2 separate regions of the Homo sapiens genome follow, and region 2 is linked to region 1. The links are chromatin loops, found by intact Hi-C in ENCODE. Cell type or tissue: heart left ventricle. All regions are shown on one strand.

Region 1 (8,000 bases):
CTTTGGGGTTCAGTGTGCGTGTACTGCGTTGGTGTCCACGTGCACGTGCAGCATGTGTGTACCCCTAGGCACACACGTGGTGTGTTGCATTCATGTGAATCCATGTGTGTGTGTTTGTGTGTGCACGCACATGCATACAGTGCTTGCTTGTGTGTGCAGGTGTGCGTTCACATGTCCATGCCAAGGTGCATGCATTTTTATATGCCAGCGTGTGCATGTATATGTTTACCTGTGCACACTCTGTGTGCAAGGAGTTAACATATCTTTCTCTCACGTTTTGCTCTCCCCCTGACCTGCATCCTGCAGCCTACCTTTCTGCCTTGTATTTTTTGAGACAGGGTCTCACTCTGTCATGCAGGCTGAGAGCAGTGACACGATCACGGCTCACTGCAACCTCAACCTCCTGGGCTCAAGCCATGCTCCTGCCTCAGCCTCCCAAGTAGCTAGGACCACAGCTGTGCGCCATCACATCCAGTTAATTTTTTTCTTTATTTTTTTTAATTAACTACTTTATCACAAACAAATACTTTGCTTTTTTTGGCGGGGGCGGGGGGCGGCGGGGAGAAGGATATCATTAGTTACAGCATCTGACTTTGCCCTGTACATGGTCCAGAAAATGCAGGTTGCATCCAGCTTGCAGGGCATCCGAGGGCACTCATCTTTCTTCCATTTGTTTTCATCCAGATCAAAAGCAAGAATGGAATCCCTGAGATAACTATTATAACAAAGGCCTCCAAGAACTATTATTTTTCTGTGCAGTGCAGTCACACCATGGCTACTCCTGCCAATTGGCATGGATGCCAAGATGGTCCACTGATCAGTCTCTGGGCTATATACGTCTGTGGAAGGGCATCCCTGAGATTCCAAAGAGGCCCTCAAGATCACGCAAACAGCGCCAAGGACAGAAAGAAAATCCTGGGCCAGGCATGGTGGCTCACACCTGTAATCCCAGCACTTTGGGAGGCTGAGGTGAGCAGATCACTGGAGGTCAGGAGTTTGAGACCAGCCTGGCCAACATGGTGAAACCCCATCTCTACTAAAAATACAAAAATTAGCTGGGCATGGTGGTGGGTGCCTGTAGTCCCAGCTACTCGGGAGGCCGAGGCAGGAGAATCACTTGAATCAGGGAGGTGGAGGTTGCAGTGAGCCGAGATTGCACAACTGCACTCCAGCCTGGGTGACAGAGTGAGACTCTGTCTCGAAAAAAACAACAACAAAAACAAAACAAAACAAAACAAAAAACCAAACATTTCTGAATAATTTTTTATTATTTGTAGAGATGGGGTTTCACCCTGTTGCCCAGGTTGGTCTCAAACTCCTGGGCTCAACTGATCCTCTGGCCTCGACCTCCCAAAGTACTGGGATGACAGGCATTGAGCCACCTCATCTGGTCCCTTTCTGCTTTCTGCATTCTCCAATCCCAGTCCCTGCCCCTCCCACCTCCAGCAACAGTCCCCACAAAAGACTCCAGCTCCACCTGACATACCAGCCACATACCATGGCTATGCTCAAGCTCCTGGAGCCTGCATCTGCCTGGAGGAGGCGTCAAGCATGCAATCTTGTCTGGATGCCTGCCTCTCTCAGTCTCCTCATCTGTAAAATGGGGTTAAGAGCCCTGTGCTCACAGCACTGCTTTGTCAAAAGGATGCACACGAAGGGCTTGGGCCAGCACCTGGCACAGAGCGAGCGCTCAAGAAATGCTACTGCCGGGACACTAGTGACGGCGGTGATGATGGCGATGACCCTCCTCTGGTGGTGGCAAATGAGGGTGATGAGGCTCAGCCTTGCTGCGTCCAGGGGACTTCAGGAGGGGCTGGGAAAGCCCCTGGGGGAGCCAGAAGATCAACCCCTTCTCTGGGCCATTGTGTTTCTGGATAATGGGTGGAGGTGGGAAACGAGAAAGGTGCAGGCGCTTGAAGAGCAAAGGCTCCTCCTAGAGCCGCTTCTCCAGCCTGCTGCAGCCAGGCCTGGGTTCCCCATGGCAGCTCCCCCTGCCCTCTCCACGCCAGTCCTGTGTGAGGCATGCACTTGAAATCAAACCCAAATTCCCCTCTGCAGCCTGCATGCCCCTCCTGGCCTCTGCTCCTCTGCTCAGCCACACAGCACGTTCTGTCCCTCAGGGCCTTTGCATAGGCCTGGGGTACTCTGTCCCCGGGCTCCCTCCTCCGGGAGGGCCTTACTCCCCATGCGCTCCCATCTGTTTACCTGGCTCTTCGTGTCTTCCGCATGTGGCTGAGCTCCCAGCGCAGTGGAAGGCTCTCAGTAAAGATCTGTGGGATGGTAGGGGCGGAAGGGCGGTGGCCCTCTCTCTGGCTCCCCGGATTCCAGTCCTCACAGCCCATTAGTAAGCACCTACTGTGTGCCAGGGCCCAGCCCAAACTAGCCAGTGGGGTGACCTTGGGCAGGTGGCACCACCTCTCAGACCCCTAGTCTGTCCATCTTTAGCATTAAAGGAGGCACAAGTCCCCGAGGGCTCCCCACTTTGGTTTTTTTTTTTGTCTTTTTTTTTTTTTTTTTTTTTGAGATGGAGTCTTTCTCTGTTGCCCAGGCTGGAATGCGGTGGTGCGATCTCGGCTCACTGCAGCCTCTGCCTCCTGGGTTCAAGGAATTCTCCTGCCTCAGCTTCCTAAATAGCTGAGATTACAGGTGTGTGCCACCACACCCAGCTAATTTTTGTATTTTCAGTAGAGACAGGGTTTCACCATGTTGGTTAGGTTGGTTTCAAACTCCTGACCTCAAGAGATCCACCTGCTTTGGCCTCCCAAGTGCTGGGGTTGCAGGCGTGAGCCATGGCGCCCGGCCCCTATTTTGATTTTGATGGTGGGTCTAGGCTTTCTGCAACTGGGCAGTCTGCAGAGCTCTGTGGGGCCTCTGGGGTCTGCAGCTTCCTGGGCACCCCCCAGACTCCCATGTGGCTGCCTTTGCTGAGAGCACCCTCCCTGCTTCTCCTGGTGCCTCCAGGGGACACCCCCTGGCTCAGGCCTCCTTCAGAGCTGTCCTCACACCCCATTTTGATTGTTTACCCCTCTGTCTCCCACTGGGCTATGACTGGGACAAGGCATTTTCTTTTTGCATCCTAGCTTAGTTGGGGACACCCTGTGTGGCCAAGTGTCCCCAGGCTCACCCAGCTGAAACAAGATCTGGGAAGGGTCTGGCAACCCTCCCACCAATAGCTTCCCAATGGGAAGAAGCCACACCCTTCTGTGTCTGTTGAGAAGCTTTGGGGCTGTTTACTGCCCACCAAGCTCTCGAAACTGTGGCTCTCGAAACCCAGAGGGAAGGGGAGCCTTATCACTAGTCATGGCTTCTGCTTGATATCTGTCCAAAAGGCCTGACTTCATCAGCCAACAGGCATCCCAGCCTTTTCTGTTAAGTTGGGGTCTGTTTCCACACTGAGAGTCCCTGGGGGGCCTCTGGAGTGGGGATGCAGGCATGGCAGAGCACTAGGTGGGCACCCAGCTTCTCAGACCTCTCTCTTTTCCCACCCAAGCTCCAGGGGCAGAAAACAACCCACACCTGCCAGAAACCTGACCAGGCTGCAGAGCTGGAAAAGCTGGTTTAGTGCAGGGAGGGTGGGGGCAGGGAGGCGGGCAGGGTGAGCCCTTCTGAGGCTGCCAGGCGCTGCTCACATCAGCCGACTGGCCGTTGGCCTCTCAGGACTGTCACTTGGAAGTTCCTTCTCCAAGAGATGGCTATTGCCAAAGTCATCTGTGCAGTGACCACTGCAGGGCCTGGGCGCTCCCGGGAGCCGCAGCGCAGGGACAGTCCGTGCAGACGGGTGGCGGGGGAGGCGGGGGAGGGCAAAGGCCTCCACTCTGCAGGTAGCCCGGGCCTGGTGGGCGAAAGGACTCAAACGCCAGAGCTCTCTGACCCTCGGCCGCCAGGGTTCAAGGCTGGGCCCAGCCGCGCTTTGCCGGGGTCCAGGGCGTGAAGGATCGTGGGGGACCCGATGGATCCTGGGGCGCCCGCTGGGGGCCTCGCGCGGGGACCTCCCGGCTGCTTGAGAGGCGGAGGCAGCAAGAAGCAGGAAAAGGAACTGGGGGGACGCGAGCGAGTGGCAGGCCCTCCTCGGTGGCCGCCGAGCGCGCGCCCAGCTTGGGGAACGCGCTGCCTGCGCACCCGGGCGCGCCCGGGAAGGCCGGCTCGCTGGCACCGCGTCAGTTTCCGAGCTGTCTGTGCATGTCTATTTCTTTCACTAGAGGTTGCTCACTTTCACTTCTTGGTTCCTTTCGCCTCCTCTGACGGCTCCGGGAGCGTCTGTGCGCGCGCGTGTGTGCGTGCCCGTGTGCCCGCGCGCGACCGGCGACCCCGCCCCGCGCCCCTGTCCCTAAAGGGAAGGGCGTCCCGCCGGGCGTCGCGGGGCCTAAATGAACATGGGAACCTGCGCTGGGGAAGGCCCGCCAGGCCCTGCTGGCCCAGGAGGCCCGGATTACAGCCCAGTCTGCGTCGCTGCGGGCAGAAGACCGCGTTCATTACCGGTGCCCCTCGTCCCCACCCACTTCTCTCTCTTTCTGGGTCTCCAGACAACCTTCCCGGAAGCTGCAGCTACTTCTTCTGACTTGGACTGGGGGTAGGGTAGGGTAGGGGGCGCTTTCTGCCACCCCTTTCCCCCATCCCAAGGAAACCGAGGCCAGTATGGACGGGGCCTTGCTCCACTGAACAGGAAGCGACACCCTGAAACTTTTGCTTGAGCAAGTGAGGTTTGGATGGGACCGAGAGGGACCTCCGCAGCTTCTCCCCTCCTCCCCACCCACTCCTTACAGTTCTTTTACACACCCTGTTCCTGGGCCCTACCTCAGGGCCTTTGCACGAGCTCTGGGCTCCAACAGGCCAGAGACCTCTATTCCTCACTAATTGACCTTAGGCAAATTCCTTAACCTCTCTGAGCATCCATTTTCTTGGCTGTAAGATGGGCTCAGAATAAGATGTTTGAGGGTTCAAGGTGATGACCAATACAGAGCACAGGACCAGGCACTTAGGGCAGAGCAAAGGACATGCGTTGGGCCAGGGCAGTTGTGGGGATTATACAGACGCTTCCCTCGCCTGGGGTCCCTCCACTCTCTCCAGGGAGCCTCTTCACCTTCCACCCACCCGCAGTCCTCAATGGCTGACTTTCACTTGGTACGATTCCCTGCCCCAATCCCTGCTGTGAGGACCATCCGGTGGAAATAGAAAGAGGGCCAGGTCTGAAGGCTGGAGAGCTGGGTTCAAATTCTGGCCAGTTCTGTCTGGCTGTGTGATTATGTGCAAGTTGCTAGGCCTCTCTGTGCCTGAACTTTTTTCTCTGTGAAACTGAGGCAGAAGGCTGCCTGGCCTGCATCTCAGGGCCCTCAGAGGATGAAGCAGAGCGCGGTGGGATGTCATTCCAAGCAGTGAAAAGCCTCAGACAGAAGCATGTCGCCACTGTCATTTACACCCGTCCTTGCAGCATGGATTCAGGCTTGAGGAATCAGCTTGTCAACCCCATCAGAGAGGTCCCTGCCTCCTGTGCTAATGGGAGGTGGCTGGAAGGCCACTTCCAAGAAATTTGCAGCTTGATGGGCTCTACCACTCACATGTAGCCTTGGACATCAGTTCCAACAAGGAGGGTACTTGAGGCACGGTGACAGCCCCAAAAGGGAGTGTCCTGGGAAAAGAAGCAATGTGTACTTCTCCAATGAGTAAGGCCTTGGCCAGGGACCATGGTGCGACCTTCCTCAACCCTGCCACCCGGCACCGACATTGACTCTCCCTCACCCCACATACTCCCTCCTGGGCACCAGCCCCCGAAAGGACCCAATGTAGTGGCTCCATCCAGATCTCCCATGCCCCTGTATCAAAGCTGCCATCTTTCCCCCAAGTTCACTGCTCCTCAGTTACTGACGCCATCACCCACCCGATTCTTCAAGCCGCAGGCTCATGGTCCACTGGTTTTCTCAAGACAGAAGCACTGACATTGATTTTGCTATATGCGTACTGTAAAACCACAGACGATATAAAACATGTGCATTGGAGAATGAAAGTTCCCTCATTATATGCCCTCCTGAAATCGCCACATTTCACAGTTTGGTGAATTCCTGTATCAGTTTAAACTCTGTGTTACAACAGACAGAAAATCCAACCAAGATAGGAAATAATGGGCTCATGTAAGGAAATGATGCAGAGGTGATAGTGGGTTTCAGGCATGGTTTGATCCAGAGGCTCATGATGCTGTTGGGGCTCTGTCTTGGCTTCTCTGCAGTTCCCGTCCCTTTGCCTTCCTAACAGTATCAGCTGGGCCCATTCAGGGTGGTGCAGTGACTGCTGGGGTCCCAGAGAGTCTGTCCTCAACACTGCACCATCAGGCACAAGATGGATTCATTTGCTCCTGAGGATAAGTGAGGAAATCTGTTTCTCAGAGGTGCGCTCATCCACTCTGGGGAGGGTCAGAGAAGACTTCCTGGAAGAGGCAAGGCCTAACCTGAGTTGGTGTCTCCTCCTTTACATATGCAAAAGCAAAGTCCCCTTTCACCTTTATGAAACTTGGAGCTCAGAAGTGTTAAGCGATGGGGTTGAAGAGGCTGAAGTGACCGTAGGGCCGTGTGCATGAAAGTCAAAGGCAGATGGGGCTAGGCTGGAGCACCAGGCTGTGTGGCCTCAGGAAAGCAGGACCTGTGGAACAAAGGCACACGAGCCTCCGGATTTATTAGGAGGGATAGGCCCAGCCCCCAAATGCACTCCAGGATTTGTTTATATTATTGTTATTGGAGGCTTTGTCATTATTGCCACTTCAATAGAGCCCTCGGCACAGTGCCAGGCACCCAGCAGGCACTTAGGATGTAACAGCTGGGATCCTGGCCAGGCGTGGTGTCTCACATCTGTAATCCCAGAACTTTGGGAAGCCAAGGCGGGTGGATCACCTGAGGTCAGGAGTTCGAGACCAGCCTGGCCAACATGGCAAAACCCCTTCTCTACCAAAAATATAAAAATTAGCCAGACGTGGTGGCAGATGCCTGTAATCCCAGCTACTCGGGAGGCTGAGGCAGGAGAATCACTTGAACCTGGGAGGAAGAGGTTGCAGTGAGCTGAGATTGCGCCATTGCACTTCAGCCTCGGCGACAAAAGTGGAACTCCGTCAAAAAAAAAAAAAAAAGCTGGGATCCTGATTTTCATCCCCAGCTCCCTGGGGCAGAGCAGGCTGTGGCTGGGCCCACCTGAAACCCACCCCTCCGGAGGAATGACAACCTTCACCATTAATGAGCAGACAAAATGTGCCATGGGACAGGCTCAGGCAGAGCCAGTCTCCCTGGCAGCGTCCTTCCTGCACATCCCCTCACTCTCCACCCCCACCTCCCAGAGGGAGGGGGATTTCCAGGCTGGGGTAAGTCCTCCTGCTCCCTCCATCCATCTGATCCTGGCTATGCGTCTGGCTGTCCGGCCATCCTTCTTCTTCCCTGGCAGACAAGCCATTAAGCACCGGTCCCCCAAAGCACCGGCCTGCAGCCTCAGCACCAAGTGCATTTGCTGCCATTAGCAAGAAGCCCCGGCCAGGCTAGTCTGGTTTAATGCACAGCCCACTTCATCCCTACTCCCTGGGGACTGCTTGTCAAAACTCCATCCATTGAGGAATAACAGAGCCTGAGAAGAAAAGATGGGGGCTCCAGGACCCAACATGGACAGTCGTGTAGGTTGCTCACTGCACAAGTGGAGCTGCAATGCAGCCAGTCCTCCACTTGCCAGGCTGAGGGCCCTGGCACAGGCTGCATTCTGCACATGAGGCGGTGCCCTTTTCTAATCCCTTCCAAGGTGCTATAGGGGAAGCACCATGGCCTATGGGGTTGTGGGAAGAAACTACCTGAGAACTCGCGGCACCACATCTGTTTTTTTTTTTTTTTTGAGACAGAGTCTTGCTCTGTCAGCCAGGCTGGAATGCAATGGCACGATCTCAGCTCACTGCAACATCCGCCTCCCAGGTTCAAGCGATTCTCATGCCTCAGCCTCCCAAGTAGCTGGGATTATAGGCGTGCACCACCACACCTGAC
Region 2 (8,000 bases), 55 kb after region 1:
TGAATCTGCCAGAATTTGCATTAGTCTACAGACAACAGAAAACTCCACCAAGCATGGTTTAAACAAATGAAAAGTTTCTTTCTGTGTGTGGAATGTGTTGAGGGAGGTGGTCTGGGGTTGTGGCAGCCTTGATACAAGAGTTCCCAAAGATCCAGGTATCCTTGGCTTCCTCCTTGCCACCTTGGTGTCTGGCTTTTGTCCTCATAGTCATAAGATGCCTGCTCCACCTCCAGCCATCACGTCCACATTCCAGGCAAGTATATTTTTCTTGGAATCTTTGCCTTTTAATTCAGGAAGGGAAACTATCCTCGGGATCATCTGCCTTCATCTCATTGGCCAGAGCTGGGTCCCATGCTCACCACCAGCTGCAAAGGAAGCTGGGAAATTGAGTATTTTAATTTTCTGCATTCTATGATAGAAGAAGGCCAGTGGGAAGGGGGCTGGAATGCATGTTTGAGAGACTGCACAGTTTACTGGAAAGTCTCAGCTGTGTTCTAATGGTGGCAACCTTCAGAGTCCGTGGCATCTCCCACCCACCCCAGCATCTCCCAGCTGTCCATCATGGGCTGATTCATTTCATCCCACCCTCAAGTCTGTGTGTGGAATCACGGGCTCCCATGACTTACTGTGGTCTTCAGTGCTCAGTTACTTAAGCAGGAATAGGGGGAGCCTGGTTCAGCCCCCAAGCCTGGGCTCCTTCATCTCTCTGGACTAGGCCTGATTTCAGTGATAACAGTGTTGCTTCCCACCTGTCGTTGGGTTTCTGGATCCAAAAGCACCCGGTTTCGAAGTCTGTCTTCAAAGGAAGACCCCCAGATAGAGTTGCCGGATAAAATAGAGGACACCCAATTAAATGTGAGTTTCAGATACACCATGAATGAGTTTGTGCTGTAAGTATTTGCATGGGACATATCGTACTTCAACTAAAATGTCACTGGTTGTTTATTAGAAATGCACATTTAACTGGGTGTCCTGTTTTTTTGTTTTGTTTTGTTTTGGTTTTGGTTTTTTTTTTTTTTTTGGAGATGGAGTCTCCCGCTGTCACCCAGGCTGGAGTGCAGTGGCGCCATCTCAGCTCATTGTAACCTCTGCCTCCCGGGTTCAAGTGATTCTCCTGCCTCAGCATCCCGAGTGGCTGGGATTACAGGTGCGTGCCACCACGCCCAGCTAATTTTTCTATTTTTAGTAGAGATGAGGTTTCACCGTGTCAGCCAGGATGGGCTTGATCTCTTAACTTCGTGATCCGCCCGCCTCGGCCTCCCAGAGTGCTGGGATTGCAGGTGTGAGCCACTGCGCCTGGCCTGGGTGTCCTGTATTTTTATTTGTTCAATCTGGCAACCCCGCCGTCGGAGTCAGCCTCGGAACTGAAACAGCTGAACTGAACCGCTGTGCAGAGAGTGCTGCTCCTGGGTTGGGCTGCACAACACTGGCATTCTGACAGGCCAAAGCAGTTACATATCAGCACTTACATACAGTCCAGCCTCATCATTTTCACATAAAGAACAAATGGGGCTCCTGCCACAGCTCAGCCTTTTGGAGACAGAATGGGGTAAACGGCAGGGGGATTGAATCCTCACTCCATCTCTTCCCAGCTAGGAGATCTTGGGCCAGTCACTTTCCCTCTCTGAGCCTCACTTTTTTCTCACCTGTAAAGTGGGTGTGGTCACAGTGAGGACTCCTCGAGGCCTGCATGTCCAGAGCAGAACCGAGCCAGGCAAACAGAACCAGCGTCATCGTTATCCCTGTGACTTTCTGCAAACTCCAGCCTGCCCTGCCTGTCTCCTGCAGGCGGCTACCTCTGGGCAGGTGCAGGTTTCAGGGTGCATATGGAGGGGAAGTGATGGTGGGGGTACCCCGTGTTTGCAGAGCTGGCGGGAGACCACGGCATTCCTATGGCCCATGTCCCCTCACCCCCGCCCCCCTGCCCCAGCGCTGCTGAACCTCGACGTGTGTGTCTGAAGGTCTCCATCCGTGCCTCTCCAGACGTTGCCCACCTTCCCCTTTGCTGGGCAGTTTGTGTAACGCGGCCAGCAGGCACCGCGAGGCCTTGCTTCCTCACCTCTCGCCCGCTGTCGGAGCTCCATGAGTTGAGCTTGACTGTCCGGGGAGTGGAGCCACCTCTAGCAGGTACTTGGGTGTACCTGTTATCACCCATCTGTCAGCTGCCGCTAGACAGCAGAGGGAGCCCAGCATGGGGGAGAGAGGGGACACTCAGAGGGTTGTCTGAGCAGAGGTGGTTCTTTCAGAATCAGAGGAAGGTTGTTGGGTCCTACTCCTTCCCCCCAAACCCCTCAGAGCGAGGATCCTGACCGTCCCTCTTTCTAGCTGCGTGACCCTGGTTGAGTGGGCTCCTCACAGGTGAGGTTCAAGGAGGGGCGGGGCGTCTTGCCTGGAGGTCTCCCAGATGGGGAATCCAAGCCCTAAAAAGGCATAATAACTCGGAGCTGTGTTTCCACCCCGACCCCGCCCCCCGCTCCCCGCAGAGTACTGAGCCGGAAAGGAAGGAGGGAGACTGAGGCAGCTCGGAGTCACTGTAGTGGGTGTGAGGAGTGCACTGAGCCCTGTGGGGAGGAACGAGGGAGGACACAGCTGGCGGGTGCCTCAGAGCCGCCCCCCACGCTAGGCTGCCTTCAGGCAGCCCCTGCAAACTGTGAACCCAGAAAAGCCTCTCTCTTCCTGGCCCCCTCCTCTCCTTCCTCTCATCCCCCCAACTTTGCAGCCTTCCCTGGCTTCCTCCTTTCATTGGAGAACAGGCAGACGCTCACCAGGGCCGGGTGTTCACGTGTGTGCATATGTGCCAGTGTGCACACGTATGCGTGCTCCCATAACATGCATGTTTTTCTGAGGGTGTGTGCACGCGTGCGTGTGTGCATCGTGCGGTGTGCGTTAGGTGCACACGTGCATGCGTGTGCCTTATGTTGTGCGTGTGAGTGTGTGTGTGTGTGCGCGCGCGCGCGTGCCTGACCGCGGCGTGCGTGCCGGCGGGAGGAGGGGGCGCCGAGGCCGGGCAGGGGATTTAAAGCTGCTTTCGCGGCTGCCGGCGTGAGCGCTCGTGATAAACAGCCCGGAGCCGAGCCGCCGCGCAGCCGGGCGGGAGGCTGCGTATCAGAGCTCCTGGCAGGCTCGCAAAAAGCTGTCCCCGGCCCGCCGCCGCTCTATCAGCCCACGGAGGGAGGGCGGCGGGGGAGGGAGGGAAAAAGTATTTGCTTCAGCCCTTAATCACGGAATTTGAAATCCCAGCGAGTCGGTGCCATTTATTTTCAGAGGCTGTCAAGGCTGGTTTCAGCATTTAAAAGAAAGGAGGATAAAACGCATTTGCATTTCTCCCCCACTCTCGCTGCGCGCTCGCCGGCGCTCCCCCTCGTTCCCTGCGCAGCTCGCGGGTCGGGCGTTGGCGGGGAGGGGGAGGCCAGAGGCTTTTCAAGGCGCTGGGGGCTCCGGCCGGCCCGGTGGGGGCCTCCCCCCGCCAGAGTCAGGGGTGTCGGGCGATTCCGGGGTGGGGGCCCGAGTCTGGTCCAGCGGGGCTCTGGGTGGCAGAGGGGGGAAGGTTAAGCGGGGCTGCTGGCTTGGGGAATTTGGGGCCGTCCGCGGGGCTCTCCTCGGGCTCCAAGCTTTCACCCCAGAAAACAGCCCTGAACCCCAAATTTGCTCCAGCCCCAGGGGGCCCTACCTGCCCTTCCTGGCTTCCCCAGTGGAAATCTAAGGTACTGGAGGCTTCCAGGGGAGCCAGGGCACCCCTAGGACAACCCCCTCTCTCTGCAGATGGGGAAACTGAGGCCTGGAAACAGAGAACGGTGGGACCAAGGTCACATGATGGCGGAAGGAGGACAAGGAAGGAGGCTGACTGCGTATCCAGCACGTGTTCCGTGCCAAGCCTGTGCAGGGGCCAAGGACCGGGGTCTCTGGACAGCGCCGGTTGCTGGGTCCCACGCTGGGCGACAGGGCCTTTGCAATCAGGCCGACAGGGTTTGAACCCTTGCCGCGGCACTTTCCAGATGGCCTTGGCCACTGTCCCCTCTCTGACCTTCAGATGGAGCCCATGGCACCTCCGGAGGGGGTGTGTGCTTCCAGGACCAAATCCACTTGTGCGTGGTTAGGCACGAGGTGGGGGGAGGCGGCTCAGCCACCGGGACCTGTCCTGCCTCCACCCTCTGTGCAACCCCTTTCCTTGCCTTTTGTCTCTGTTGCTTTTGGGGGGTGATTAGCCGCTAGCTCAGCGGCTAGAGGATTCTCTCCCGGAAAAGGCTCCGGAGTTGAGGCCCAGACCCCCAGGGCAAGACGGAATCTGCTCCCCAGGGCACTAACTGAGACTCGGTTCCCTCACTGGTAAAATGAGAAAACTCACTTATGGTCAGGGGTCCCCGAGTTAATGCCAGTGAATTCCTTGGCAGAGCATCAAGCACTTGGAGAAGCCCCCACCCCCGGTCATTGTGATGATGGTTTGTTTGTTTGTTTGTTTGTTTTGAGACGGAGTCTCGCTCTGTCGCCCAGGCTGGAGTGCAGTGGCGCGATCTCGGCTCACTGCAAGCTCTGCCTCCCGGGTTCACGCCATTCAGGTGATGATGTTTTTTATTTATGTGCCCACCTGCCCCACTCCGTAGGGCCCCTCGAGGCCAGGACTGCACCGTTCATCTCGGAATTCGCTTGTTCCTAACTTAGGGGAGTGGCGCCGAGACACCGTGTAGCGCCCATGCCAAGGAGGAAGCGAGACAGCAGGAGCGGAGGAAAGAACCCCGGGCTGTGTTGAGGAAGCCTCCTACTTTTGCCTGAAGTGAGGTTGTTGTTGTTGTTGTTGTTGTTTTTTCCACGTGCCTTATTCATCCACGTAACCTCAGCCTCTAGTGCAGCGTCCTATTTTTTGGCTTGTATTATTATTTTTAATTGGCACATAATAATTGTACATATTTATGGGATGCAGTGTAATATTTTAGTACACATATACAATGTGTATTGGTCAAATCAGGGTAATTAGCACATTCAGGGTTGGAGTTTTTCTGTCAATACAGATACTTATAGAAACTTTTTTTTGTGTGAGATAGGGTCTTGCTCTCTTGCCCAGGCTGGAGTGCAGTTGCATGATCACAGCTCAAGCCATCCTCCCACCTCAGCCTCCCGAGCAGCTGGGACTACAGGCACAGGCCACCAAACCCGGCGAATTTTTTATTTCTTCTAGATATAGAGTCTCACTATGTTGCCCAGGCTGGTGTCAAACTCCTGGGTGCAAGTGGTTCTACCACCTTGGCCTCCCAAAGTGCTGGGATTACAGGTGGAAGCCACCACGCTTCCCTAAAAATGCCAGTCAATATTATATGTCCTGTTTGGCAATTTATTGCACCTCATTATTTTTCCTGGCTGCGTAGTATTCCATTGTGCACATGTACCTGTATGTGGTTATCCAATCCCCAGAGGATGGGCACATAGGTTGTGTCTCGTTTTGTCCTCTGACCTCAGGGCTGCAGAGAACAGGCTGGCCTCATACAGCAGGCATCATTATTGGTGTCAGTGGGGCCCCTGTTCTGATAGTCACAGAGAGGCACGGGTGGCTGTGGGAAGCTCTATCCCCTTTCATAGGGAAAGGCAGTTTAGGGCTCTGGAAAGCCAGGGCTGGGAGGGAAATGGCGTCAGGGAAACCAGCATAGAAGTCCCTATCTGGCCATCTTGGCGGAACCCAAAGCCTCGAGTCCACAGTGGGCACCTGACTCAGCAGGGAGGAGGGTGGGAGGCCTAGAGCTTTGTGGCAAGGCAGGCAGGGCTTTCCTTCTTGATTCCTTCCTTCCTTCCTTCCTTCCTTCCTTCCTTCCTTCCTTCCTTCCTCCCTCCCTCCCTCCCTCCCTTTTCTTTTCTTTTCCTTTTCTTTCTTTCTTCTTTCTTTCTTTTCTTTCTTTCTTTCCTTCTTTCTTTCTTTCTTTCTTTCTTTCTCTCTTTTTCTTTCTCTCTCTCTCTCTTTCTTTCTTTTTTTTCTTTTTTTTTTTTGAGACAGAGTCTTGCTTTGTTAACCCAGGCTGATGTGTAGTGGTGTGATCTCGGCTCACTGCACCCTTCACCTCCCAGGTTCAAGCGATTATCCGGCCTCAGCCTCCCAAGTAGCTGGGACTACAGGTGTGCACCAGCACAGCCAGATAATTTTTGTATTTTTAGGAGAGATGGGATTTCGCCATGTTGGCCAGGCTGGCCTCAAACTCCTGGCCTCAAGTGATCCACCCACCTCGGCTCCCAAAGTGCTGGGATGACAGGTGTGAGCCTCCGCGCGTGGCCTCCTTCTTGATTCTGTTGTTTGTGCCTCAAAGGGAATATTCAGAGTGTGGCTCATGAAGTCTGGCCAACCTCCATCGGTTTGCAAGCTCTGGCACCTCGGAGCCTCCGTTTCCCAATCTATAATAAGAGGACAGTAATGGCACCCACCTCACAGGGCAGCTGTGAGGGCTCCATGAGGGAGTCCAGGCAAAGCCTTTCAGCGAGTTTCCTGAAATGCTGTGAGGTCTCAGGGAAGGCTTGCCATCGTCATTATTGTTTCTAACGACATTTTCAGAAATCTGAATGTAAAAAGACCTTCTCTGAGTTGGGTGTCAAAACCAGAAAAAGTCTGTGGTGGGATGTGTGTGTGTGTGTTTCCTTCTCACACTGTCCCTTGCACGTGGGCCCGGGCCCCTGCCTGGTTCTCTCTTTCTCACTATCTGGGACCCCCTAGACTAAATCCATCTCTCCAAGAATCACTGTCTTGCCCCCTCTGTCCTTCTGAGACCTGGGTGGCCTGGGGGGAGAAGCGCCCACCCCCCAACCCCGTCCGCACCACCACTTTCCCATCCAGCCCCACCCTCAGCCTCCTTAATACAGGCTCACCTGGGGCCTCAGTGCCCAGTCCTCCCAGCGCCCGCCCCAGCTGCACTTGAGTCCTGGATCTATCATCAGCCCTTGCTGTGGGAAGTGGCTTTAACCTCCCTGGGCCTCAGTTTCTCTATCTGTAAAATGAGGAGCATAATAAAAAGAACATAAGGTTTTTCTGCCCCCTGCCCACCCCTGCTGAAACAAACAAGCAGACAAGAAATTCATAACCCCCCAGAGGCACTTAGAGCCTGGGAGATTCAGCCGCAAAGGAGTGATCACAGGGTCACAGGGTCCTGGGATGCACAAGGCTCCTTCTCTCCCTTTCCTCCAGGAGGAGTTGGATTTACTTCTGTAAACCCCTGCCCTCCCTTGACCCTGTGCACTCTGGGGAGCACCTAGATTTGCAGGCACGGTGGAGGCAGAGCTGAGCTGAAAGGTGGGGTGTGGGCTCCCCCAGAGCAAGCTCTTCCGGCACCCTGGTGGGATGTGCAGCTGCATTGCTGGCTCAAGACGCCCCCACACCCAACTAGGATCTTTTTTTTTTGAGACGGAGTTTCTCCCAGGCTGAAGTGCAATTGGCGCGATCTCAACTCACCGCAACCTCCGCCTCCCAGGTTCAAGCGATTCTCCTGCCTCAGCTTTCCATGTACCTGGGATTACAGACATGCACCACCATGCCTGGCTAATTTTTGTATTTTTAGTTAAGACAGGGTTTTGCCGTGTTGGCCAGGCTGGTCTCGAACTCCTGACCTCAGGTAATCCACCTGCCTCGGCCTCCCAAAGTGCTGGGATTACAGGCGTGAGCCACCGCGCCTGGCCTCAACTCAGATCTTTAACTCCACTACCATTTGTGAGTGTTCCGCGTGGGCTACATCCTAGGCCAAGGATTTTCTCACCCTGGCCTCAAGAAGATGGAACGGGGCAAGACCTGAGAAGCATGTAGACCTTCAGGATTTTCTCAGTCTGTCAGTTAATCTTGTTTATGATCGATGAGCAAGTCTCTCTCCCTCTCAAAGCCTCAGTTTTCTTACCTATAAAATGGGGCTACATGAGGAGTCAATGAGCTAAGGGTGTGAAGCTGCTGGCACAAAGCCCCACACACGTAAGCCTTAACCAGTGCCAGCCGGATGATAGATGGTGCCGTTGTGCCCAGCAATTCCTTCTCCTAAGCAGGT

Evidence for each region. Peaks named below come from ENCODE experiments on the same cell type or tissue, not always from the same donor. Only the 100,000 strongest peaks of a DNase experiment are listed, where the experiment ranks them.
Region 2: it touches region 1 in a loop (4-fold over the local background); 4 of 110 quality-filtered maps call a loop at or near these places.

Annotation. Positions count from the first base shown.
Region 1 is chr9:129,379,562-129,387,561 of GRCh38, forward strand. No RefSeq gene overlaps it. Among named protein-coding and RNA genes, the nearest start is that of LINC01503, 47 kb to the left of the region's middle. RefSeq lists silencers at 3,896-4,115, 4,266-4,385. In heart left ventricle, a CTCF peak has its summit at 4,205; DNase peaks (open chromatin) are centred at 3,740 and 4,210; H3K4me3 peaks cover 1,689 bases; H3K27ac peaks cover 2,177 bases.
Region 2 is chr9:129,434,104-129,442,103 of GRCh38, forward strand. LOC105376291 (a long non-coding RNA gene) reads left to right here and starts at 3,043. Exons shown (of 3, transcript NR_188645.1): 1 at 3,043-4,556; 2 at 4,660-4,776. RefSeq lists enhancers at 2,142-2,786, 2,787-3,431. In heart left ventricle, a CTCF peak has its summit at 4,006 (motif pointing right); a DNase peak (open chromatin) is centred at 3,108; H3K4me3 peaks cover 1,944 bases; H3K27ac peaks cover 1,211 bases.